Regions from separate parts of the Mus musculus genome. Here all the other regions are linked to region 1. Evidence: chromatin loops called from intact Hi-C (ENCODE). Cell type or tissue: heart. All regions are shown on one strand.

Region 1 (5,000 bases):
ATGTGTGGATATGTGCACATGTGTGTGCAGACCTGAAATCAGACTTCAGGTATTTTCTTTGCAGGCTCTCCACTTTTATTTATTGAGGCAGGATCTCTCAACAAACCTGAAGCTGAAGTATTTGAAAGAAAAATCAGGGTGCCTCTGTCTTCTCATTCCTTTGCTCTTCACTGAAGACCAAAAGCCACATGTGGGAGAGTGGCCTCCGATTAGATGAAAATGTCACCATAGTCTGCCTGCTTAGCTGACTTTAAATGATACATGATAATTATCTGGCACTTTCTCTGACTCTGATACTTAATTCTTTGTTTTAAAGAAACATGCCCAGTCCACTGAGGGGCTGATTCGTGTGTGATAAAAAGAATCACAGGCAATATAAACAAGGAGGGTTGGCAGGCACACTAGCTGGGCGTGGGAGCTTTGGTGTCAGCTGGCCTGTTTACATCCCTGCTCCACGAGTTAGCCTCTTCATTTGTAAGAAGAGTGTCATGCTGCCTGACACACAGTTGACACTAAGGCACTGGCTACAGTGTAACATGCTGGGACTCTGCTTGGAGTGGCTTCTCAAATAGGACCCTCTCAGAAACAGATGTGCATTCCTATGACTTGAGACCTGGAAAACCTGCACGGGGCTGTCTGTTTTCTTCCTTTTCTGAGATTTCACCCCCGTTGTTATTTTAAAAACAAAACCAAGAAAGACACTGATTTTTATCTATTATTAAACAAAATCCAATTGCTGTTTTGTGGAAGGTTTTTCTTCTCTGCCGTTTAGTTCAAATCTGTCTCTTGCACTCCTTTTAGATTTTGATAGACGCGTGAACGATAACAAGACAGCCGCGGAAGAAGCTCTAAGGAGAATTCCCGCCATCAACCGGACCATAGCTGAAGCCAATGAGAAGACAAGGGAGGCCCAGCTAGCGCTGGGCAATGCTGCCGCTGACGCCACGGAGGCCAAGAACAAGGCCCATGAGGCAGAGAGGATTGCCAGCGCCGTGCAGAAGGTGAGCACTTCCATCTTCTCCAGCTCCTGCTTGCACATCGCACACAGAACTCTCTGGAACCATCCCTGTCTGTTTCTTTTCTTTTCAATGCTAATGAGAATAAGTACAATGACCGAAGAAAGAGAACCAGGAAGAGGACTTTCTACTGTCTGGGTGTTGGATTGAGTTGTGAAGGGGGTGGTTTTTACATCATAGTCCCCGCCCACCAAGGTTCCTGCTCTCTCCCTGCATAAACGTTCTCTAGACCCTCCATAGAGCTGCTGTGGCCAGCACTACAGAGGCTGTCTTCACTCACGCTAAAGAGGCATTTCTTCACCGGGTGTGGTGGCGCACGCCTTTGATCCCAGCACTTGGGAGGCAGAGGTAGCCTGGTCTACAAAGTGAGTTCTAGGACAGCCAGAGCTATAAAAGAGGCATTTCTTCAGGCCGGCTTTTTTATGTTACCGAAAGATTAGAGCTTGTTTTAAAATTAAGTGTTTTGAGAATCACAGACCATTTTAATTTCTTTGAAAGGGTCAGTTTTAAATAGATTCTGTCTCATGAGATGCTCATATTTCAGGATGTAGTCTTTGGTAGATGATGCTAAGCTCACAAGAACAGTCAAGTGTGGTAACTGCATTGCAGTGGAAAGGGTTCACAGTTACAGTTTTATTTGTTGTCTGTGTGTGACCTCAGCTAAACATGGTTATACTAGGACAGGGAATTCTCAACAGTAAAGAAGAGGGCACAATGAAAAAACTGTATAAAATGCTGTTGTGTTTGACAGTGATTTTTTTTTTCTTTTAATGAGAACCTAATGAATAACGAGTTGAGCAGTGATAGTAACTGTCATTGTGACATTCTTTCTGGACTGCACCCTGAGCCATTCTACAGATTACAAAAGGGAGTACGCATGTGCACTAGAACAGGGAGGGTTGCTCTAGGAGCTTTGGCTTGCCTCTGCCGACCGTTGCTTCTCCTGTACCCAGAATGCCACCAGTACCAAGGCGGACGCAGAAAGAACCTTCGGGGAAGTTACAGATCTGGATAATGAGGTGAATGGTATGCTGAGGCAGCTGGAGGAGGCAGAGAATGAGCTGAAGAAGAAGCAAGATGATGCCGACCAGGACATGATGATGGCAGGGATGGTAAGAGGCAGAGGTCAGGGGTGCTCACTGGGAAGGACCCCACCCCCACCCGATGCCCAATTCCTGTGAGTTTCCGTTTGTATTGCATTTTCTTCCTCAAGAATTGGGTCAGTAGCTTGCGTAGAAGACAAAGAATTTGACTCCTTTGCCAGGTATTGATGTTGCACAATTGCCCCCATACCAAAGCACAGCTGCAGTCCCAGAACACTTAAAACAAAACAGAACAGAACAGAATGCAATTGTGGGTATGTGATGTTTTTTAACGTAGTTTGAATGGATAATTCCTACACGGGATAAAATAACTTAGAAAAGGAGATTGCAATGAAAAGCTCATTTCATTCCCAGTTTTCCCAGCTGCTCGCTCACTAGAGGCAGAAGCCAGTTTGTTATATAAGACATTGGTGAGGCACTCTGTAGCACTGCACGGAAGCCTGTGGTAACGTGCACGTCTCACGCCACGTGGAAGAGTTAATCTGTGACTCTACGGGGCAGTGGGGAATGAGGGTCAGCTCTGTTCATTCGGTGCTGTATTTTGCATTCAGAAGAACTTCCTGGGGTGGTAGTGTGACTGTCCCTGTCCTGTTCTGTGTTGCAGTCACAGGGACAGTGTATATCAGCCTGTTTGCTCACACCCTTGCAGTGGCAGGAAGAAGCCCAGTTTTCCCAAGCCCCCAACACAGGGCCTCGAGCTGGGTTTACTTTGGGACAAAGTGCAAGGCCTGTGGGAATGATGCCAGTTCTGTACACAGCTGTACAGGCAGCTGCATTTGGAGGCTTATTTATTTGTTTGTTTTTGTTTGTTTGTTTGTTTGTTTGTTTGTTTGAGACGGGGTGGTTTTACTATGTAGCTTTGACTGACCTGGAGCTCTCTGTGTGCACTATGATGGCTTTGAACTCATAGAAATCCTCCTGTCTCAGCTTCCCAAATGCTGGGATTAAAGGTGTGCACCACCACACCTAGTTAAAGAGCTGAGATTTTAAACTTTGTGTTGGATTGTTCTGTGATTTTTTTTTATGCAAAGCGAGGCTCAAATGAAAAGGACCATGAAGCAATCGTTAGTCTTTCTCTTTTTTCTCTGTACTTCATTTTTAAAATTACTTATTTATTTCATGTGTTTTTGATGCATGCGTGCCATAAGGCACATGTGGAGGTCTCGGGACAACTAGTGGGAGTTGGTTCTTTCCATCCACCATGTGGATGTTAGCATGCGATCTCAGGTCGTCAAGCCTAGTGGTGAGTCCTCTTTCCCAGTCAGCCATCTTGCCAGCCCTGTGGGTGCACTCTGACGGGAGCATTGTATTTAAAGCACTGAAAACAGCGAAGGATACAGATTTGCCAGTTCCAAAAAGGGATCTGGGTTTACTTCAAAGAGGGAAAACTAAGTTTTTCTTTCGTTATTTTTGGTCCATATCTTTTTGAGAGCAGCAAGCCATCCTTCTCTGTACTCTTTTGTAACTCTATCAGTTTTGAAAGGCCACCATTCAGCTAGTTTTACCTGAGTGTAACATTTTCTTCAACCAGACAGGTTGTGATTCTTTCTGGAAGATACCAAAGGCCACAGGTTAAACACAGCCCAGCTCTGTGTCCCAGTCCCAGAAACTCGCAGGAAGCCTGTATGGGCTCCAGCCGTGTGTCCCAGTCCCAGAAACTCGCAGGAAGCCTGTATGGGCTCCGAGAACAGCTGCAATTGGAACTGAATTTAAAATTTTTTTTTCTGTTTTTAAAATTCCCACAATGTTTTGATCCCCAAATGTTTGCTTTGTCCTGACCCCAAAACTAGGAAAAATAATTAGTGACTGGGAGTGCAGAGCCACTCCTTTCTGTCCTGCTTTGGGTTTGTCGGGAGAGCATCTGCTTTCTGATACAGGGATGTTTCCTTTTCCTCCACTGCATCCTGTGACTCACGCTCTGTGTGTTTGTTCAGGTTTCATGGAACGTTCCCAAGTATGTTTACCTTTGGTTGGCTTTGAAAATATCCATTGTTGTGTGTGTATGTGTGTGGGTGTGTGTGTGCGTGTGTGGGTGTGGGTGTTTTTATAAGTTGACAGAGAATTTTCAGAAAAGCCTCGCTTTTATTCTCTCCAAGAATAGAACATCTCTAATAATGAGGGCCCTGAGAATATCCACATTCTAGAATAATAATTCCTACATTCAACTCGAACTTAAAACAAAATAACCTGTTTCTACTTAATCCATTTTATCATGTGTTTGCCCCAAAGTGTTCTCAAGTGAGGGGAAGGGAGAAAATGGGATAGTATTGGTTTTCTGACTGCATACATCATTAGGGGTACCCAGGCACAGTAGTACAGTCCCAGCACTCCGAAGGTTGAGACAGGAGGACCTTGCATTTGAAACCAGCTTAGGTTACATAGTAACTCTGTCTTAAAGAACAAAACAAAACCAAAAAACCAAAACAACAACAAAAAGCATATACTGTACTATGCAGTAGAAATAACATCCTCCACCTGAAGATACCACCCCCAAAAACCCTGCAGTGAGAGCGACTCTGATTCAAGGGAAACACATCTGAAAATAGACCTGCTGGTGCACTGGAGGAAAATATTTAGAGAAGAAGAAAACACAAAGTCCGAAGTATTCATGCTGTTTATCCTCTTCCACTACAGGCTTCGCAGGCTGCTCAGGAGGCTGAGCTCAATGCCAGAAAGGCCAAAAACTCTGTCAGCAGCCTCCTCAGCCAGCTGAACAACCTCTTGGATCAGCTAGGTAAGTAACAGAAGGGTTGCTGCAGCCACCGCTTGCAGGGCTGAGTCCACTGATGCAGAGTCACATTCTCTAAAAGCATCATTAAGGCATTCATATTAATGTTTTGTTTAGCTCTTGCTTATTTAAAGACACCTTGTACACAGTGTC
Region 2 (5,000 bases), 120 kb after region 1:
CTCTTGGGAGTGTGGAGTGGGAGGTGTAGAGTGAACAGAGCAGACCTGATTGGTCAGTCTCACTCCTTACATGGCCAATGTACCTGCATACTGTCAAACCTCAGGAGACAGGATCACACTGGGCTCTTCACTCTCCCCAGGCCTGTGTGTGAGGCCTCAGAGGTGGGGTCCATAACATTCATCTTGCTTCAGCATCCTGCCCAGCCTAGTCTCGACGCTATCGGTTCATCTGACGGTTAAAGTTTTCCAGGGGAGATGGAGGTGGAGCGGAAGAGAGGAAGCAGTTGGAGGTGGACTCTGCTTCCCATGAATAGAGAATCTGAGAAGAGGATATGAGGCATGCGAAGCAAGAAGCAACTTGGCCTTGAGGGAGAGAGCACTTAATGACCCAGGAGGCAAGTTTCTTGGAAGGAATGTGGACCCGGCATCATCCCTTCAGGAGTCTGAATTCTAAGACCTGCCCTGATGACTTCCAGATATAGATGCTCTGTGGCCTTAGCCAGACATCTTCCTGGATACTAAGGATGTACGGGTAAGAAGACAGATATGAATTCATCATTTGGATAGGTTACTGTCTAGTGGGTGACATCAAGCAAAATGTTAGTAGTTACCACATGGGTTGTAGAACCTGCAGAGACCATCACAGAAAGTCACAACTAAGCCAGGCAGTGGTAGCACACGTCATTAATCCCAGTACTTGAGAGACAGAAGCAGGTGGATCTGAGTTGAGGACAGCCTGGTCTACTAGGTGAGTTCCAGGACAGCTAGGGCTACATAAAGAAATCCTATTTTGAAGAAGAAAGTAGAGAAAAGAACAGAAGAGAGAAGAACAGAAGAGAAAGGAAAGGAAAGGAGAGGGTAGGGGAGGGGAGGGGAGGGGAGAGGGGAGGGGAGAGGGGAGGGGAGGGGAGGGGAGAGGGGAGGGGAGAGGGGAGGGGAGAGGGGAGGGGAGAAGGAAGGGGAGGGGAGGGGAGAGGGGAGGGGAGAGGGGAGGGGAGGGGAGGGAAGGGAAAAGAAAGCCTCAACTGGCCAGGCTGCACAGAGGGACTTACTATGGCATGCCCAACCCCAATCCATACATCTATACAACCCCTACACCCAAGGCTCAGGTAACATCTAGGAAGAGGGGTGGAAGATTCTAAGAGTTTGTGTCTTATGTAGGACAGAAAAGCAGCACTCTTGAAATCTCAACAATACGGCTGCCTAAACAAGACTTGAATAAGCCGGGCGTGGTGGCGAACGCCTTTAATCCCAGCACTCGGGAGGCAGAGGCAGGCGGATTTCTGAGTTCGAGGCCAGCCTGGTCTACAAAGTGAGCTCCAGGACAGCCAGGGCTATACAGAGAAACCCTGTCTCAAAAAACCAAAAAAAAAAAAAAAAAAAAAAAAAGACTTGAATAATGGCAACATCAGTTGACACGTAGTGTGGATAAGGAAATCCCAAGGGTCCCCATCTCTGGATGACAAGCAGCAGGCAATTAATGACTGCCATGAGGTGACGCAATCTTCCCTTGGGACAAATGCCCTAATTGGTTATTTAACACCATGTGGTCAGTACTAAATGCACTCAGCAGGCTATAACATATGTATGTATACATGTGACAAAAACCAAAGAGAAATGAATACATCATTTAAAATAATTTTAAAATGCAAACTGAGAGGCTTAACAAAAGATTATTTTTGACTGTATTGAAGGATATGGGCAAGTTAATGCTCAGTGACTCATATCTTGTAGTGACTAACACTTTATGAGCAACTGGCAAAAGCAGCCAAGTAAAACAAGTGAAGCCCAGATTATAATGATGGTGCCTTTCATCCAAACATTCAGGTGTTCTAACCAGAGGGCTCAACTTCATTAGCAATAAGATCCTTCAAGATGCACTGAAGGCCTGGAAGGCTCTCCTGGTACGATCCAGCGTGATCCCGCTACATCAGAGCTCAGAACCCTCCTTACTTTCTTCTCGTCGTACAGCACATCAGCGGCTCCAGCCTCCTTCTGCGTCCTTTGCAGATGGCAGCCAGGGATGCATGGGGGCCACCCGTAAGCATCTACCAAGGGCTCGGCCATGTGCCAGGAACTCTTCTCGGGGCTTCATTATCACATCTCATCCTTACAACGGTCTTCCGAGATGCGTGTCTCAGTTCCAGGAATCTGTCCTATCTATGCGATCACAGCTTAGTGATGGAATCTGATCCCTCTTGGGCCGCTCACTCTTGAAGACTCTTTTTGTTGCTTCACACTTCTTCTAGATCCATCGATAGACTCATATTTTAGAGACTTGAAACTTCCTCAGTTTAAAAATATCACAGCTCCAGCCAGGCATGATGGTGCGCCTTTAATCCCAGCACTTGGGAGGCAGAGGCAGGCAGATCTTTGTGAGTTTGAGGCCAGCCTGGTCTACAGAGAGAGTTCCAGGACAGCCAGGGCACAGAAAAACCTTGTCTCATAAAAACAAAACAAAACAAACAAAACAAAACAAAACAAAACAAAACAAAACAAAACAAAACAAAACACCACAAGTTGAAACAGACTTTATGGTATGTGATGGTGTATACCTATAATCCCAGAACTCAGGGACTGAGGCAGGAAAATCATGGGTTTGAGGCCAACTTGGGGTACATAGCAAGATCCTATCTTTTTAAAAAATGGAAGAAAAAAACCCCAAAAAACCCAAGACACAAAGGAAGGAAAACACCCACCACTTTGCTCTTAAAAAATAAAATAAAATAAATTCAATACTCTTACCAGATATCCTCAGATCCTTGCTCTCTACCGCCCCCTAGAGCATACAGCTGTAAGCACTGCTGGGAGGGTAAAGAAAGGGGAGAGAGCCCTATAAATCCCCGTCTGTGAGAATGTCTAAACCACTCTCCAGCAGAGCATCCTCTGTACTGCTCTGGCTTCTGCCCCCGTCAGGAGGAAAGGCTGGTCCAGAACTAGTGTGATCAACCTGGCTAGTCAGGCAGCCAGGAGTGCACTTCCAGGATGGCCCTCAACGCAAACAAACGAAAGCTCCTTCAATGGGGCTTCCCAGAGGAAACCAACCCCAACCCCACGGTGCTGCCAGCTTGACTGGGAGTGTGGGAAGGAAGGCCCAGAGTTCCGGCCTCGTGTCAAAAGCCTGAAAATCAACAGCACCTTTTACACGAGATCCCTGAGCAGAAATCAGTCCCCAAATTTCGAATCACTGGGACTGGGGGTCCTTCTCTTGTGGATAATTCAGCTTGGGTTTTAGCAATGTGGGGATCTAATCCCCCGCGGCTGGAAGAGTCGCGCAGGCTTCCTGCTTCCGGGCTGGAGTTAAGCAGTTTGATAAAAAGTCATCTGAGCCTGAATAACCACGTTTGCCTTTGCTCCATTTATCTGGGGGCCCTGGGATTTCTTCTGGAGTGGTTAATGCCCCCGGCTCTTCCTCTGTTTATTTTCTTTGGTTATGTTCCCATAGCTGATGGATGTAGGAAGCCGCTTAGTCCATAACTGGCTGGTTAGAGGCATGTAGGGCACAACCAATGAAAAGAATGTGAGACTTTGAGAAGTTCAGGAAGAAAAGAGTGTCTCTATTGGCGGACTTCTGGTGTCTGAAATCACCTTTAGGTATTTAATCCTTCCAGGTAAACATTAACTCTTGCTTGTTTAAAATGCTGAGACCCTGAGAATGGCCCAGACAGGCAATCATTACACTCAGTGATTTCGGCACACTCCATCAAAAGCCAGCGCCTTTCCAAATGAAGAGAACCAACTCACTTATCAGCCATCTCCTCTCTCAGGCTTGTGCCCGCTACTGGGTCTTTCCTAGCCTCCTCCCTACATGAAAACCTCTTTGCTTTGTGACGGCTTAACCTGGACCAGGCCGAGAGTCAATGCCCAGCTTGTGCCTTCACTGAGCCTGCTTTGAGGGATGTCTGTCATTCCTCCGCAGGTCCATGTTAACTGGACAAAGGATCTGAAGAATTACGTGAGACCCTGTTCCACCATTCAACAGCTGTACTATCTAGAACAAGCCTCAACTTGCTTAAGCCCCCCTTTTGTATATATTATTAAATTGTTATGTTTATTTAGTCCGGGGGGGGGGGGCGGGAGCACAAGCACACATATGTGGTTATGTGTGTGTATACATGTTATGTTGTGTATGTGGAAGTTCTCTCCTTGTCCCACGTGAGTTGAGGATTGAACTCAGGCCGTTAGTCTTGACAGTAAGTGCCTTTACCCACTGAGCCACCTTGCCAGTCCTCTTTCCATGTTTTTAAGATGGGAATAGAGATCCCATCTCATAGGGGTTAAATCGGATAATCTGTGAGATACAGCCAAATATGATTCATTAATTGTCTGGCTTTCCCAATAGGAAGCAAGAGGACTAGCCAAATATTTTGTTTCTATCTGTTCTCCTAGCTGTAGACTCGGAATTGCTGTCACACAGAAGGTGCTCAGTAAATATTTCAAAATGAAAGAATGAGCTCAGGCTGGGGAGGCACCTTTTAATCTTAGCTGCTCACAAGGCTGAGGCAGGAGGATCATTAGTTAAGAAAAATTAGGAAGACTCTCTCTTTAAAATTAAAAACACAGTCTGGGAAGCCAGCTCAGCCGGTAAAAGTGCTTGTCACACAGCCTGAGTTTGATCCCTGGCACCCACGAGCAAAGGTGGAAAGCGAGAGCCAGCTGCACACAGTTGTCTTCTGACTTCCTCTTGTGTGCTCTGACACTTGCATGCCATATAATAATAAATAAAACAAAATAATTTAAAGGGGAACCATCAAAGGGAGACAGGGGTGTAGTTTGGCGGCTAGTGTGTAGGAAACCATAAGCTAAAATTCCCAGGACTTAACAGCAATGAGAGAATACCGAAATAACATCCAACCGTTGCTGAGATCTTACCAGCTGGGTTCAAAAACTCTTCCACACTTTCTATATGCTTAATTTTGTGTTGGACAACGATGTAAGCACTAGTAACTAGGGTATTTTTAGCCTGCAAGAACCTCGAGGGGAAACGCATGCTTACGTTC
Region 3 (5,000 bases), 150 kb before region 1:
CTTACATACTGAGATAGGATCTCTCACTTGAACCCTGAGCTGGCTGATTCAGCCGGTCTAGCCAGCCAGCTCGCTCCAGGGACTCTGTCCCTGCTTCTCAAGTGCTAGGATTACAGGTGGGCTGCCACACTCACCTGGAATTTATATAATGCCGGGGACCCCAAGACTGCCGCTCACCTTTGTGGAGTGATGCTTTTTTTTCTACGAACTCCCTCTCTATTTCACTTTTTTAAAAAAATGTATTATGTATGTGAGTACACTGTTGCTGTCTTCAGACACACCAGAAGAGAACATCAGATTCTATTACAGATGGTTGTGAGCCACCATGTGGCTGCTGGGAATTAAACTCAGGACCTCTGGAAGAACAGTCAGTGCCCTTAACTGCTGAGCCATCTCTCCAGCCCGCATCCCACATTTTTTAAGTATAGAAACTTACCAGCCTACGAGTCTCTGGGAGCTGTGGTGCTTAAGGCACATCTGGATCTAGGTTCTGGCTTCTTGTCTCTGTACCGTTAGTCATGGTGGGTTTGCCTAGGATTATCAGACAATGTTCAGCAGTAGAGCTCTTATTGAAAAATTGGTTTGCTGATCCCATTGTAGATTTAATGGATGGTTTCACTTCCTCTCAGATTCCTGTCGTGGCTCCATTCTATACAGGTTGTGTATTTGGCAAATGGTACTTCAAAGCTCAAGAATGCTGGTACTGTGTGACGAGAGAGGTATTACATCATCGTGGCCGTTGTGGACATACTCAGCAACCCGGTCTGTGTGACTTGAATAGCCCTGCTGGTCACATGACAGGGGAGCTCACTAGCATTTGTGCCCCGCTGGTTCTTGAGCTCAAGCATCAGGGCAATCTTCCCAGTTTGCTACACAGCAAATTTCCTTCAGAAGTTGGTAGATTATTTAAAGAGATGTAAGCAAGGTATGGTGGTAATTCCAGCACCCAGGAGGTGGAGGCAGGAGGATTAGGAATTTGAGGCCAGTCTCAGCTACATGAGACCAAAAAGCCAGAATGTTACAGGTGTGAGACGGTTACTATGTTAGTCAGTTGTCCTTGTAACAAATACGTGAGATCACTAGTCTACAAAGATAGGTTTATTTTAGCTACTTGTAAGTAATCGGTCTGCATGTTGTATATACCACAGGACATCTATGCTATTTCTGGGAAATCTCTGGTCTTACGAGGTCTGCTTCTTCGACATAAACGTCTCCAACATAAAAAGCCACAGTTCCCTGAGGTCCTTGGCAGCCAAAGACGCAGACATGTGAGGCCTTGTTTCAGGAGGCACCTTCGGAAGGAAGTCCTCTCTGTTGAAGACATCTGTGCTGCAAACATGGAAGAAACAGAGAAGACAAGATGGAATCCTCAGACTGAGTCCTTATCTGGGAATCAGCTCTGAGGCTAGCAGGCAGCAAGGATGCGGCTAAGTCACCTAGCTGCTAGGCAACAGAGCAGAGGTTCCTCCTCAGGCCAGCATTATGGTTTTCAGTGTTGTCCAGTGTGACCTGAAGTCAGTCCTTACAGTAACTGTGTGAGACTTCCTGCATTCTGCTTGGTCTCTTATGGTTTATTGAGCCATGATTGCCAGCTATGAGTATCCGTCTAACAATTTGAATAAACTGCTTAAATGAGGGTCAGTTCTATGGAGAGAATTACAGCCACAGAGTAAAATGGCATTTTTCTTTGAGATGTTTCATTGCATCTTTTATTATTGTCATTGGGAGACATTTGCCAGCTTCTCTTACTTCGTTTGTATTTCTTGGGTACGCTATATTATTTTTTTTTATTTTTATTTTTTAGAGGATGGAATGAGGGTGGTCAATATAGGTGAGGTAGCCCAGGCTGGTCTTGAATTTTCTATATAGTTGAAGGTGATCTTGAGCCCCTGTCCCTGCCTCCTGAGTTCTGAGGCTGCAGGCATGTGTCACCACTGCTAGTTTTTTAAAAATTCAGTAATGGGGGGGGGGGTCAAGCCTAGAGCTTTGCATGTGCCTGTAAAGTGTCCTACCAACTAAGGTAAATCCCCAGCCCATTATAAATAAATAAATAAATAAATAAATAAATAAATAAATAGATAGATAGATAGATAAATAGATAAATAAATAAATAAATAAATGTATGTATGTATGTATGTTATCATACTGGATATTAGGGGCACATACTTGTAATCTCAAAACTTAGGTTGAGGCAGGGGGATCACTGCAGTTTCAAGGCTAGCCTGGTCTACTCTAGAGAGTAGACACTGTCTCAAAAAAAATATATCATAAAAATGGTTAAACTCAACATTGAAGTGAATTTGCTTTTAAGGGCTCCCCACCCATACCTCAGTCCTTGGAGACTATTCGGGCCCTTGTCACTATGACGTAATCTCAGAAGAGTATTGGGGTAAAGGCTGTCTCTCTATCAGTGTTAGAATCCTAGGCATTCAACAGACGTGTTTTGCTTATCACTAAAAGAGAAACAGAAGATTCCGAGACACTCAGAGCAATTCAGGCCTTTTATTAAAAATTGACAGACCCAGCAAAGCAGCAGGAATCCTCCTCCAATATCTAACTGATAGCAGATTGAATCAGAGATGACACAAGCCAGGACTGGGCTGGTTTATGGTCTCTGTTTAATTTGCAACACAAGGGATTTTAAACAGTGAGTGGGTTTGTCTAAGAATCTTGCTTACGAATGGACTGGGTTGAATTCAGGACCCAATAAGATAGGATAGGATTATTTTAGATAAATTTAATCAGGCTTTTTACAAATTCAAACCCCACCCACATTCCCGCTCAGTGTGATACCTCTGTGAACAAAAGCTCGAAGTGGAGTGAACGCTTTTCGCTTTTTGCTTTTGGGAGATTCCTTCTCACAAGTAAACACAATGGGACAGTGAGGGGAGCAGTGGTGTTCACAGGTGTGGGCTAGAGTCTCCCTCAGCTGACTTACCATCAACCCTTTGAATTTAAAGCTGGGGGTGGAGAGGGGTGGGGTCTCCGTTTGGAGGAAGAAACAAATATTACTTCTCTCATTTTAGAGTGTCTTTTGGATTTTAAGGGCTCCCTGGCTTCGGAGCACACTGAGGTCAGACAAACTTGTTCTGCCTTCACTGCAGTTACAGTAACTAATGGGGTGGGGTGTTTGAAAGAAAGAATAGAATCACAGCCGTCCAGCTGTGAAAATACAAGATCAGTTAAATCCTGCTCCAACAGCTGTGATTGAGTTGCTTGCTTCCTCCCCTCCCCTCCCCTCCCCTCCCCTCCCCTCCCCTCCCCTCCCCTCCCCTCCCCTCCCCTCCCCTCCCCTCCCCTCCCCTCCCCTCTTCTTTCTTTCTTTCTTTCTTTCTTTCTTTCTTTCTTTCTTTCTTTCTTTCTTTCTTTCTTTCTTTCTTTCTTTCTTTCTTTCTTTCTTCCTTCCTTCCTTCCTTCCTTCCTTCCTTCCTTCCTTCCTTCCTTTCTTTCTTTCTTTCTTTCTTTCTTTCTTTCTTTCTCTCTCTTTCACAAGTAGGTCAGGTTGGCCTCTAACTTGTTTAACTTCTGGAAGTCAGCATTTACAGACCACAGGAGGCCTCCCTTTAGGTTTTACAAATTATTTCAGTTCTTCATTTTTCAAAAGCTTAAAGTGATATCAACTTATGAATGTTCTTGGTTTTTAAATTGTGAATTCATAATAATTTCATGAGAATTGCTTACATTTTTCAATATACAACCATATACATACATATATACATACACACATACATATATATGTATATGTATATATGTATGTATGTGTGTGTGTATATATATGTGTGTGTGTGTGTGCGTATACACATATTAAAAACATTCCCAAGGAAAACTGTGGGGTTTTGGTTGGTTGGTTGCTGTTGTTGTTTTGTTTTGTTTTGTTTTTAACTTCAGAAATATTTTACTTAAGTCTGTTTGTTAAAATTTTGCCCAACAGTAGGAACTGAAACCTTCTAACAGTTGCTGTAGATTACTGATGATAACTACCCCAAGGTCATGCCTCCTGGCTTCTTAATGGCCGGGTTCAGCAATATCGTTTGCTGGCAAAGGAATCATTCATTCACAAAACTGGACCCACCCAACCAGAGACCCTTGGTGGAAGTTCAGTTAGATTCTAAACCAAGAAAAATAGTTGCCTCTTTTCCTCACTGAACTTTGATCAGTACTGTGTGCTGTGTGGCCAAGCTAGAAAGTAGATGGAATTTCAAACAAGGCTTTAATGGTACCTTGGGAGCTTCCACCGGACGTCCTTCAACCAAGGAGAAGCATACCAAGATGGGATGCATCACACAGAAAATAGGATTTATTAAAGGAAATCAACCCCATTACCATAGTAGGCATACCCTCAGGGCTGACCCATATTTTATAAATGATGTAAATTACTCACTTTGACATATCTGTAATATGATGTGGCTCAAATTCTTTTCTATCAGGCTTGTTTGTTTTATGAGAAAGGGGTTTTCTCTGCAGCCCAAGGTGGGTTCAACTCACAGCCTCAGCTTCTCTATTGCTGGGCTTACAGGAGTCAGCCCTACTCTAGTAACTTCCTGAGTTTGCCAGATGCTAGGATACAAAGATTAGTAAGAGGCTGCTCCCAGACAGAGGCAGACAGACAGTGAATCCATTTTTAAGAAATGTTTAAGCGCTGGTAAGATGGCTCAGAAGGTAAAGGCACTTACTGCCAAGCCTGAATGCCTGCGTTTGATCCACAGGACATACATAGCGCAAAGAGAGAACTGGTTTCCACGGGTCATCCTCTCACCTCCATAGATGCATGCATATGCATACACATACACCCAATAAATACATTAAAACATAATAAGGTATAATTAATAAATTTCACTTAGAGCCTAATCCTAGCAATTTATAATCTGAGACCAGACAATCAACGAAGCTTGCGAGTTCAAGACCAGCCTGAGCAAGACAGGAAGACCCTGTCTCAAACACTGGAGTAAAGTACAATGTTTAAGATGTGGTTTTTATTCGAAGGAGGTAGAAAACAGCAG
Region 4 (5,000 bases), 99 kb after region 1:
GAAAGAAAGGCTAATCCCAGCTGCAGCATCTCACCCCTAGCTAGTAATCGGTCCCTTTCAGGAATTTTTCCTCAGAACACCAGGCACTCTCATTCAGTTGTCTCTGTGGCAATTTTTTTTTTCTTTTCTCTTCTTTTTTTCTTCATTCTAGAGTTTGATCTGCAGGTTGAAGACAGAAAAGCAGAGGCTGAAGAGGCCATGAAGAGACTCTCCTCTATTAGCCAGAAGGTTGCAGATGCCAGTGACAAGACCCAGCAAGCAGAAACGGCCCTGGGGAGCGCCACTGCCGACACCCAACGGGCAAAGAACGCAGCTAGGGAGGCCCTGGAGATCAGCAGCGAGATAGAGCAGGTAAAGAGAAATGGATATACGGGCTGCCCCAGGCAGTGCCCAACACAGCCCTGTTCCAGAGAGAGAGTGTTTCAGCTCAGTTCAGCCCCTATGGCTCAGAGTCCTGGAGAGGGCACAGCAGCCCTGCTCTACACGCCCACCCTTCTGCTGGATGGATTCTATCACTGGCTAGCAGCTATTACACCATATTCCATGTTCCTTTGAACAGCACTGTGGAGAACACCCAGAGTTGTTTACTATGAAGATTTCTAAGGCTGCTATCAGAAAATACTTAGAAAAATAGAAGTGACTTTTGCACCGTTCGGAAGGTTAGGATGAGAAACTAGTCGCCCAGGGCTCCACTTCTCCTGACAGCTCCAGGGAGAATTCTTCCTTTCCTCTTGCCAGCTGCAGAGGAGGCCAGGCAATCCTGGTCTTCCTTGGTGCATAGCTTTATCCGTCCACTCCCTGCTTGTGTGATCCCCAGAGTCCTCTATCATCTCTTCTTTTCTCTATCCTCCTTCCTCCTTCTTCTTTCCCCTTCTCTTCTTCTTCTCCCCATCTTCCTCTCCTTCTCCTTCATCTTCTTCAAGATATGATCTCACTATGTAGCCCAGGCTGGCCACTATATTCATATCTCAGTCTTATCTTATAAGAAGATATCAGTCTCACTGAATTAAGGGTCCAGTGTAACTTCACTGTAGCTAATTACATCTGCAACTGTCAGTTTTCAAATAAGGCCATCTTCTGAGTTGAGAGAAGCGTGTAAGCAAAGACTCCATCCACCATGTCTTTGTTCGTGCTGGTAAGCTCTCTCCCTCTGAGAAACATCCCTAGCCCTTAGGACTTCACCATGAGTTTTAGGACGTAAATTTAACTTGTAACAATTGACATCAGCGTTTTGATTCTGGATATGAAATCCCCGTGCTCTACAGCCTTCTATATCCTTTGTCTCAGCTGGGCCTATTTTAGTCTGTCCGGCACTGTGAATGCTTGGTGCTAGGGATGGAGATAAGAACTATCTGGTCCCTTGCTTGACGAGCATTCAAGAGATCTGAGATCCAGCTCTGCTATGCCTAGAGCTCCAGCAAAGGAATGCTTCTCGGCTGAAAGTGACCTCCTTCCTGCTTACTTAAGGACTTCTAGGGAGCTGGTGCCACTCCAGGAAGTCAAGAGGTCTTGGGCATCTAGACTATTCGACCTCACTTTTAAGACTGCTTGGTAACCTACAAACTATAATTTCTAATAATTCCCCTTGAGGGCAGTTTCATAAACCTTCCTTTATATGGCATCAAGCATAAAGATACCTGCAACTGTTTAATTGTAGCTTATTGATAAAGGCATTGATGAACTTTTTCCCTGCAAAGACAAAAACCCACCACTACAGTTAACTCCAGGTCTGTATTCCAAGTACAACTGTCTTGGGGAAATCCTTGTAAAGTTGTTCCAAAGACCAGGTGAGTCTTTGGAATAAAGCCCATGAGTGTCAGAGAATGGTGTTTCTTGCCTTCTGGGTTTGCTCAAATGCTTTCCTGATTGCGTTAGAAATTTTCTAGGCACCGAACTGAAAGAGAACCAGTGTTTTCGCACTGACCCTCCTAGTCTCTAGAGAGCTAACCTTGAACTAACTTGCTTGAGGGCCAGCCTGGGGAAGGGTGTGTCCCGAAGTCTGACTCTCTCATTGTCCATCTGACTTGCTCCATCAGAGCCAGGCACAGATGTTTTTTTGGTTTTTTTTTCTCCAATTGTCCTTGGGATGCTTTGAGCCTCACCCTCCCTTTCCTCACGTCCCTGGCTCTTTTTATTCTCCCAGGAGATAGGGAGTCTGAACTTGGAAGCTAATGTGACAGCAGATGGGGCCTTGGCCATGGAGAAGGGACTGGCCACTCTGAAGAGCGAGATGAGAGAGATGGAGGGGGAGCTGGCCAGAAAGGAGCTGGAGTTTGACACGGATAAGGACACGGTGCAGCTGGTGAGTGCAGGCGTCTTTCCATGTGCGCTCTCTTTAGTTGCCAAGACAAAAATAACATCTCAGAACACCTTTGTACTCACTCGTCCTCAGGTGATTACTGAAGCCCAGCAAGCTGATGCCAGAGCCACGAGTGCCGGAGTTACCATCCAAGACACACTCAACACATTGGACGGCATCCTACACCTCATAGGTCTGTAGAGCATCCTCAGCTTTCCAGCCCAGGGTCTGTCCCCAGAGGACTTGACATTCTTAGTCCGGATGCGAGGGGATCTCAACTTTCCCTGAGACCATCTGGAAGTCTGCTTTGTCTCAGGGCCCAGACACTTGGGCCAGGTTGCTTTACATTTTCCGTCTTACCATGTCTAAGATGAGTCACTGAGCACTTGTATCTGGGAGTGAAGGGCTGTGAGTCAGAGCACTGGGTGTGTTCCAGGAAATTCCCAGAAGTCTGGTCAGCTTGAGGGTCCTGGTCTTGAGCCTGAGGGGCCCCCGGGCAGTCTTAAAGAGGAGAGTAACCACATCACTGCACCAGAGAGAAGTTATGGACTGGGGGGCCTAGAGACAAAGAAGGCCATGTGGGAACTATTGGAAGCAGACAGGAGCCAGTTATGAAGCAGAAGCAGTGGGGAGGGAAAGGCTTGAGCAATGGGCTGCCTTGGTCTGAAGGACCATCTGCTAAATCTGATGAGGTTCCTCCCTAAACAAACCTATACCTGTTATGACCAACTGGGAAAAGAGGAGCCTCCTGGATAAGTAACCTGGAGGAAATGTGCAAAGAGGGGGAGATTCATGGATTTTAGGATAGAATAGATTTACTAGCACAGTATGGCAGGGAATCGGGTTTCCCTGTAGTTACTACCCAAAGAAGACTGCTGTTAATTAAAAGTCTAAATCTGGGGGCTGCAGAACTGGCTCATTGTCTAGCAACATGTGTTCTTTCTTCAAGAGAATCCCCTTTACTTTCCCAGTACTCAGGCTGGGCATCTGTAACTCCACTCCAGGGGCATCTGATACCCTCTCTGGCTTCCATGGGCACCTGAACTCATATAGAACATGAACACACACACATGCATGTATATGCACACAGAAATACTTGTTTAAAAAGTTGAAGTCTAAAGTTAATAGTTAATAGGGGGCCCTCAACAACGGAGACTCCAGTGGGTAGGGACTAGGAGCTAGGTCACGTATTCCCATGGCATCCAGGAGAAACCCCAGCTATGCCTCACTGGTTCAGTAGAACAATTGCAATGCCTGACTGCCTCATGGAGGAGTATCACTGACAGGCCAGTATTCTCTGTGCTGTTACATTAATGGGTCTATTTGTGATCCAGGAAGCCCCAGAGAGTAAAATGTCCTCTAAAGATGAAAGATAAGATCTCCCCAGTTAAGATTTTAGCAGCATGGGATAGCATTCTAAAGAACGGTAATGAAATTAATGGGGCCTTTAAAGGGAACATGAGTGGGAGGGAGGGAGAGAGGGAAGGTGGTGGGAAGTGCTAACCATTTACTACCTGTCAGGGACTGTGCCAGGAGCTCTCAGGGCATGACCATTTAAGTCTTGTTAGCATTCGGGGAGATGAATTTTATTGTTGTGCTTCACATGGGGGTAAACCAAGGATGCACAGCACACAGTAAACTGTGGGGCGGGGCTTCCCCTGAGATCCGTGTCTCCCTCCATGTTCCTGTCCTGTTCTCTTCCTGAATGTGGCTTCCCGTACACATTACTTCACTCCCAAGCTCACTCATTTGCTGTGCTGGGACACAACCCCTAATTCTTGAAGTTTTCCCTGAAGGGTGCATCGGGTCAGTATTTTCACTGTGGTATAACTTCTACTTTAGGCAGTCTCTTGAGTTTGAGGGTAATAACTCATTAAGTACTCTCAGTCTAATAAGCTCAGTCTAATAAGCTCAAATCCTAGAATTGACTCTCACAAGTTTTCCTCTGGCCTTTGTACATGTTCTGTGGCATGTGTACACAGACACAGACACACACACACACACACACACACACATCAGGAGGAAGCAAATCCTGTCACTGAGGCTCAGATACATGAGGCAGCCCGACCTTGAGTGTGAACCCACTGGGAACTACTCAAATCTACTTGAACTAAATGAATATGACCTGGTACTCTCATGTTGACATTGGTTTTATAGAGTGTACAGGTAGAAATGCCATGGCATTTGTTATAAATGGAATGAACAGACACCGAGCCAGAATGAAGTCATACATCTTTCCCTAGCAGCTGGAATCCATCCTCCAAAGAGCTAAGGACACCCTGGCCTTTGTAAACCCTGTGGCTCAGCCTATTTCTAAAGGTCTCCTAATATAAAACAGCAAGATACTTCCTTGGGGTGATACGGAAAGTCTGTTTGGAGTTAGTTTAGATCCCAGGGGTGAGCTATGTTAGACCTCAGACAGCTTTCGGCCCCTTAATAACCTTCAGCCTTCTCAGCTCACGATCCATTATCTCAACCAAATAGAGCTCGGAACTTCATTGGCTACACTATGGAGCTTAGTCTTGAACTAGGCTGTTCAGAGCACAGATGCAGGCCTCATGTTCTTAGGAAGATTTCTACTTTATTCTTAATTGAAAGTGAGGCCATCTCAGTGTATGGCAAACTGTTTTCTCTGGGCAGAGTTTGTTAGGATCTCAGGAGGACCGGTGCATGTGTTCCTTAGACAGCTTGTCTCTACTAA
Region 5 (5,000 bases), 160 kb before region 1:
ATTGTACTGGCTGGTTTTGTGTGTCAACTTGACACAGCTGGAGTTATCACAGAGAAAGGAGCTTCAGTTAAGGAAATGCCTCCATGAGATACAACTGTAAGGCATTTCCTCAATTAGTGATCAAGGGGGAAAGGCCCCTTGTGGGTGGGACCATCTCTGGGCTGGTAGTCTTGGTTCTATGAGAGAGCAGGCTGAACAAGCCAGGGGAAGCAAGCCAGTAAAGAACATCCCTCCATGGCCTCTGCATCAGCTCCTGCTTTCTGGCCTGCTTGAGTTCCAGTCCTGACTTCCTTGGTGATCAACAGCAGTATGGAAGTGTAAGGCGAATAAACCCTTTCCTCCCCAACTTGCTTCTTGGTCATGATGTTTGTGCAGGAATAGAAACCCTGACTAAGATACCTATGTAAGTACACTGTAGGTGTCTTCAGACACACCAGAAGGGCGTCAGATCTCATTACAGATGGTTGTGAGCTACCATGTGGCTGCTGGAATTTGAACTCAAGACCTTTGGAAGAGCAGTTAGTGCTCTTGCCCACTGAGCCATCATCTCATCAATCCCATTAATATATCATTTTAATCTCTACTATTTGATAACTTTTTTTTTTGCAACAGGATCACATGTTACCCAGGCTAGCACCCAACTCACTCCATACCTGAGAATGACTTTGCATTTCTGAACCTCCACCTCCAGAGTGCTGAGCTTATCGGCATGCGACCCCCAAGCCATTGTATTTGGTGCTGGGCATGGAACCCAGGGCTTCCTGGAGTCTAGAACAACAGAGCTACACCCTAAGCCCATAAAAAGTTGCACAAAGCTTACATTTGCCAGAGAAGACATAACGAGTGCATGTGGAGAGTTTGGAATTTTGAAGTTTTGTTTGGTGGAAACTTCCTTTTTATTGTTTTGAAGAGGTATACCAGAGAATGTTGGGAAACGTGACTGGATTTATTGTTTGGTTTTCTTAATGAAACAGATTTTTAAAAACTTTCAAAAATCTTTCCAATTAGCAACAGATTCCTAAATAATCTATGTTTTCCTCGTCTTGGCACATCAGTTTTTTCCTTTGTCTTCATTCTGCCCGAACTCTAACAACAGATATTCCTGGAAGGTGGGATGCTTCAGAACGGCTCTCTAGTACATGTAGCTCCTGCATCTGACCACACGGCGGCACTGGAGAGCTTTGGGGACTGATGCAAGCCCCAGTCCCAAAGGGCTGGGCACAGTGAAGCATTCCTGCTCCAGCTCTGACTCAGAAGTCTGCTGTGCAAGCTCAGACTTCTAACCTCCAGCACTTTAACCTGCGGCTCCGTGTTCTGCTGAGGCTTCAGCCTTTGACGGCCTGTGCTGACCCCTCCATACTTGTTTAGCTTCCTTTTTCAGTTCTTTTCGAGATAAATACAGGTTTTAAATCTCATTCTGTATAAACTACATAAAGGCTTGCCCTACTATTTAAGGGCACATGGCACTAGAGAGAGGCAGGAAGGACACAAACTAAATCTCTAACTAAAGCTACTCCGAAGAAAAGCTAGCAGCCCACGCGGGACTTCATAGTCGGCGATGAAGACTCACTCAGATGAAGTGGAGAGCCATTGATGGGGCAATTGTCATCAACACACACACACAAATTTACACACTCACGTGCACAAATACACACATACGCAGGCGCGCGATTGCACGTCAGTCAGACACGCATGCGCGCTAAATATTTGGATCCAGGCAAACATAACAAAAGGATAGGACAATATAAGACATTATTCAGCTGTAGCCTTTGCAGAGGAGCGGTCGTATCACAGAGAACATGGTTATGAAAGGGCACTTCATAATTCACCTTATATAATTCTACATTGCAGAAGTACTCTAGAGTAAAACTTTTGTTCAGCTTGTTTTTGTTTTGTTTTGTTTTGTTTTTCACTTTGAAGCAAGGTCTTGCTAGATTACTTTGCTTTTTCTCAAAGTCAAAACCGTCCTGCCTCAGTCCTCCGAGGGCTGGGATCTGGGGTGTGGGCCACCATGGGTGTCCTCCTGGGAGCTTTCTCTTGCTTCTTCTTCTTCTTAACCTGGTAAAGATATCAGAAAATGAGTTTTCATTACTCTAGGATGTGCATTTATGCCATTTAAAGACGTTGTGGACCAGCTGGAGACAGTCTCAGTGACTAAGAGCACTTTCTGGTCATAGAGGACCCCAGTTCAATACCCAGCACCCACAGGGGGCAGCTAGCTCCCAACTGGCTGTAACTCCAGATCCAGAGGATCTGCCCTCTTGTGGTGTCTGTGTCTGCATTAATATGGATGTGCCTGCCGGGCAGTGGTGGCTCACGCCTTTAATCCCAGCACGTGGGAGGCAGAGGCAGGCAGATTTCTGAGTTCGAGGCCAACCTGGTCTACAAAGTGAGTTCCAGGACAGCCAGGGCTATACAGAGAAACCCTGTCTCAAAAAAAAAAAAAAAAAAAAAAAAAAAAAGGACATACGTACACTCAGACATACATACACACACACACAGACATAAATTTATTTTAAAAAAAAAGGCATTAGAAGGCTGGAGCACTGTCATTCTGGCATTCACTTGTATTCCTGGAGGGCTATCAGAGCACAAGGTCAGCTCGGGCCACAGGCATACATGCAGGCAGAATGCCATATACATAATAGATATACCTAAAAAATAAAAAGATAAAATTCAGAAAGAAACAAAAAGAGCTGGGATATAAATCAGGTTACAGAACCCGACTACCATGTTGAAAGCCCCAGGTTCACGCCCACAGCACAGGGGAGGAGGTATCAAATCGCAGCTCTTTGTCTCCAATTGAATTGTATGGAAAAGGAAGAGGGTCATTACACTGGAGGAAGTGAAGTGTTTCCTGGAGGGAAAGGCTTAGGTAAGTCGGCTCTGTTCCTGATGCAGAATTGTAAGCCTGGAATTCCCAGGGACAAGGCTGCCCCGGAGGACATTGATGGAGACAGATGCCTTCTGACAGGGATCCAGAGAACATCAGGGAACATCAGGACGCTTGTCACTACAGACTCAAGGCTGACTGTGTGAACACAGCCCACTGTTAGCTATGTAACCTTGAGAAATGTATTTGCCTTTCTGAAATTCTATTGCTTCATCTGTCATGGGGAGTAGTGGTAGAACGCACCTCGTTGGCTGGCCGGGATAGTTAAGTGACATAAAATGTTCAAAGACCTTAAAACTGGAATTGGTCCATAGGTGTGTTCAGACGATGCAGCCTGCTCCCCAGGTCAGCAGCAAAATGGAATTCTTAACTTTCCTATCTCCAGTTATGTCCATGGACACACCAAAGACCCAGGCTGTGCCACAGAGACAACGCTTCCATGACACTTCAGGCAGTAATGCAAATCAATTTATTGGATCAGAAATAGAATGAGTCTGCATTAAAATATAAGAATTTGAAAATGAGGTGGATAGGGATGGCACACGCCTTTAATCCCAGCACTTGGGAGGCAGAGGCAGGCAGATTTCTGTAGGCCAGCCAAATCTACAGAGTGAGTTGCAGGACAGCCAGGGCTACACAGAGAAACTCTGTCTCGAAAAACCAAAAAAAAAAAAAAAAAAAAAAAAAAAAAAGATTTTGAAAATGATGCATTAGGGGCTGGAGAGATGGCTTAGCAGTTAAGAGTGCTAACTGCTCTTCCAGAGATCCTGAGTTCAATTCCCAGCAACCACATGGTGGCTCACAACCATCTGCAGTGGGATTCGATGATGCCCTCTTCTGGTGTGTCTGAAGACAGCTGCAGTGTACTCATATACATGAAATAAATAAATCTTTAAAAAGAAAGAAAGAAAATGATACATTAGAAATGCCCTTTTCAAGCTAGGTGTCTTAGTCAGGGTTTCTATTCCTGCACAAACATCATGACCAAGAAGCAAGTTGGGGAGGAAAGGGTTTATTCGGCTTACATTTCCATACTGCTGTTGATCACCAAAGGATGCAGGACTGGAACTCAAGCAGGTCAGAAAGCAGGAGCTGACGCAGAGGCCACGGAGGGATGTTCTTTACTGGCTTGCTCAGTCTGCTCTCTTATAGAATCCAAGACTGCCAGCCCAGAGATGTTCCCCACCCACAAGGGGCCCTTCCCCCTTGATCACTAATTGAGAAAATGCCTTACAGTTTTATCTCATGGAGGCATTTCCTCAACTGAAGCTCCTTTCTCTGTGGTAACTACAGCTGTGTCAAGTTGACACAAAACTAGCCAGTACAATTGACCCCTTGTCAACTTGACACACAAACAAATCACTAGTAAGCCTCAACCCTTACATTCTTATTCATCCCCAAGATCTAAACAACTTTAAAAGTCCCACAGTCTTTACATATTCTTAAATTTTCAATCTCTTTAAAATATCCATCTCTTTTAAAATCCAAACTCTTTTTACAATTAAAAGTCTCTTAACTGTGGGCTCCACTAAAACAGTTTCTTCCTTCAAGAGGGAAAATATCAGGGCACAGTCACAATCAAAGCAAAAATCAATCTCCAACTGTCCAATGTCTGGGATCCAACTCACGATCTTCTGGGCTCCTCCAAGGGCTTGGGTCACTTCTCCAGCCATGCCCTTTGTAGCACACGCGTCATCCTCTAGGCTCCAGATGCCTGTACCCCACTGCTGCTGCTGCTCTTGGTGGTCATCTCATGGCATCTCCAAAACACTGCATGACCCCTTCAGTCCTGGGCCTTCAATTGCAACTGTGCCTGCACCTTCACCAATGGCCTTCCATGGCCTCACACAGTGCCAAGCCTCAGCTGCTTTGCGTGACCCCTTCATGCCTTCAAAACCAGTACCACCTGGGTGACCCTTACATATTACCAAGTCCCGCTGCAGCAGGAGTACAACCTTGGCCATCTCTGGAACACAGCCTCTTTGTGCCTTCAGAAAACACTTCCCAGAAGATGTCACCTCAATGATGCTGGTCTCTTCTTAATCACCGCTAATTTCTTAGCTCCAGCTAACCAGCATCAATAGTCCCAGTAATGCAAAGTTTTTGC

The links. Peaks named below come from ENCODE experiments on the same cell type or tissue, not always from the same donor. Only the 100,000 strongest peaks of a DNase experiment are listed, where the experiment ranks them.
Region 2: it touches region 1 in a loop (2.5-fold over the local background); 10 of 42 quality-filtered maps call a loop at or near these places.
Region 3: a loop joins it to region 1, with 2.3 times the contacts of the local background. A loop is called at or near these places in 8 of 42 quality-filtered maps.
Region 4: it touches region 1 in a loop (2.3-fold over the local background); 6 of 42 quality-filtered maps call a loop at or near these places.
Region 5: it touches region 1 in a loop (2.8-fold over the local background); 8 of 42 quality-filtered maps call a loop at or near these places.

What each region holds. Positions count from the first base shown.
Region 1 is chr1:153,223,512-153,228,511 of GRCm38, reverse strand. Lamc1 (laminin, gamma 1) reads left to right here. Exons shown (of 28, transcript NM_010683.2): 25 at 802-1,001; 26 at 1,970-2,128; 27 at 4,754-4,853. Among named protein-coding and RNA genes, the nearest start is that of Lamc2, 40 kb to the right of the region's middle. In heart, no CTCF peak of the experiment used is centred here; DNase peaks (open chromatin) are centred at 2,521 and 3,911; H3K27ac peaks cover 908 bases.
Region 2 is chr1:153,099,508-153,104,507 of GRCm38, reverse strand. The region is part of intron 8 of Nmnat2 (nicotinamide nucleotide adenylyltransferase 2); the gene reads right to left. Among named protein-coding and RNA genes, the nearest start is that of Lamc2, 84 kb to the left of the region's middle. In heart, a CTCF peak has its summit at 2,781 (motif pointing left); DNase peaks (open chromatin) are centred at 1,467, 2,017, 2,967 and 3,347; H3K4me3 peaks cover 275 bases; H3K27ac peaks cover 2,292 bases.
Region 3 is chr1:153,374,548-153,379,547 of GRCm38, reverse strand. Gm46246 (a long non-coding RNA gene) reads left to right here. Exons shown (of 2, transcript XR_001779877.1): 2 at 1,149-1,691. Among named protein-coding and RNA genes, the nearest start is that of Gm46246, 20 kb to the left of the region's middle. In heart, no CTCF peak of the experiment used is centred here; no DNase peak of the experiment used is centred here.
Region 4 is chr1:153,124,308-153,129,307 of GRCm38, reverse strand. Lamc2 (laminin, gamma 2) reads left to right here. Exons shown (of 24, transcript NM_008485.3): 21 at 152-351; 22 at 2,144-2,302; 23 at 2,393-2,492. Among named protein-coding and RNA genes, the nearest start is that of Lamc2, 60 kb to the left of the region's middle. In heart, no CTCF peak of the experiment used is centred here; DNase peaks (open chromatin) are centred at 2,117, 2,607 and 4,617; H3K27ac peaks cover 1,438 bases.
Region 5 is chr1:153,383,089-153,388,088 of GRCm38, reverse strand. The region is part of intron 1 of Gm46246 (a long non-coding RNA gene); the gene reads left to right. Among named protein-coding and RNA genes, the nearest start is that of Gm46246, 11 kb to the left of the region's middle. In heart, a CTCF peak has its summit at 2,260 (motif pointing left); DNase peaks (open chromatin) are centred at 1,208 and 2,778; H3K27ac peaks cover 490 bases.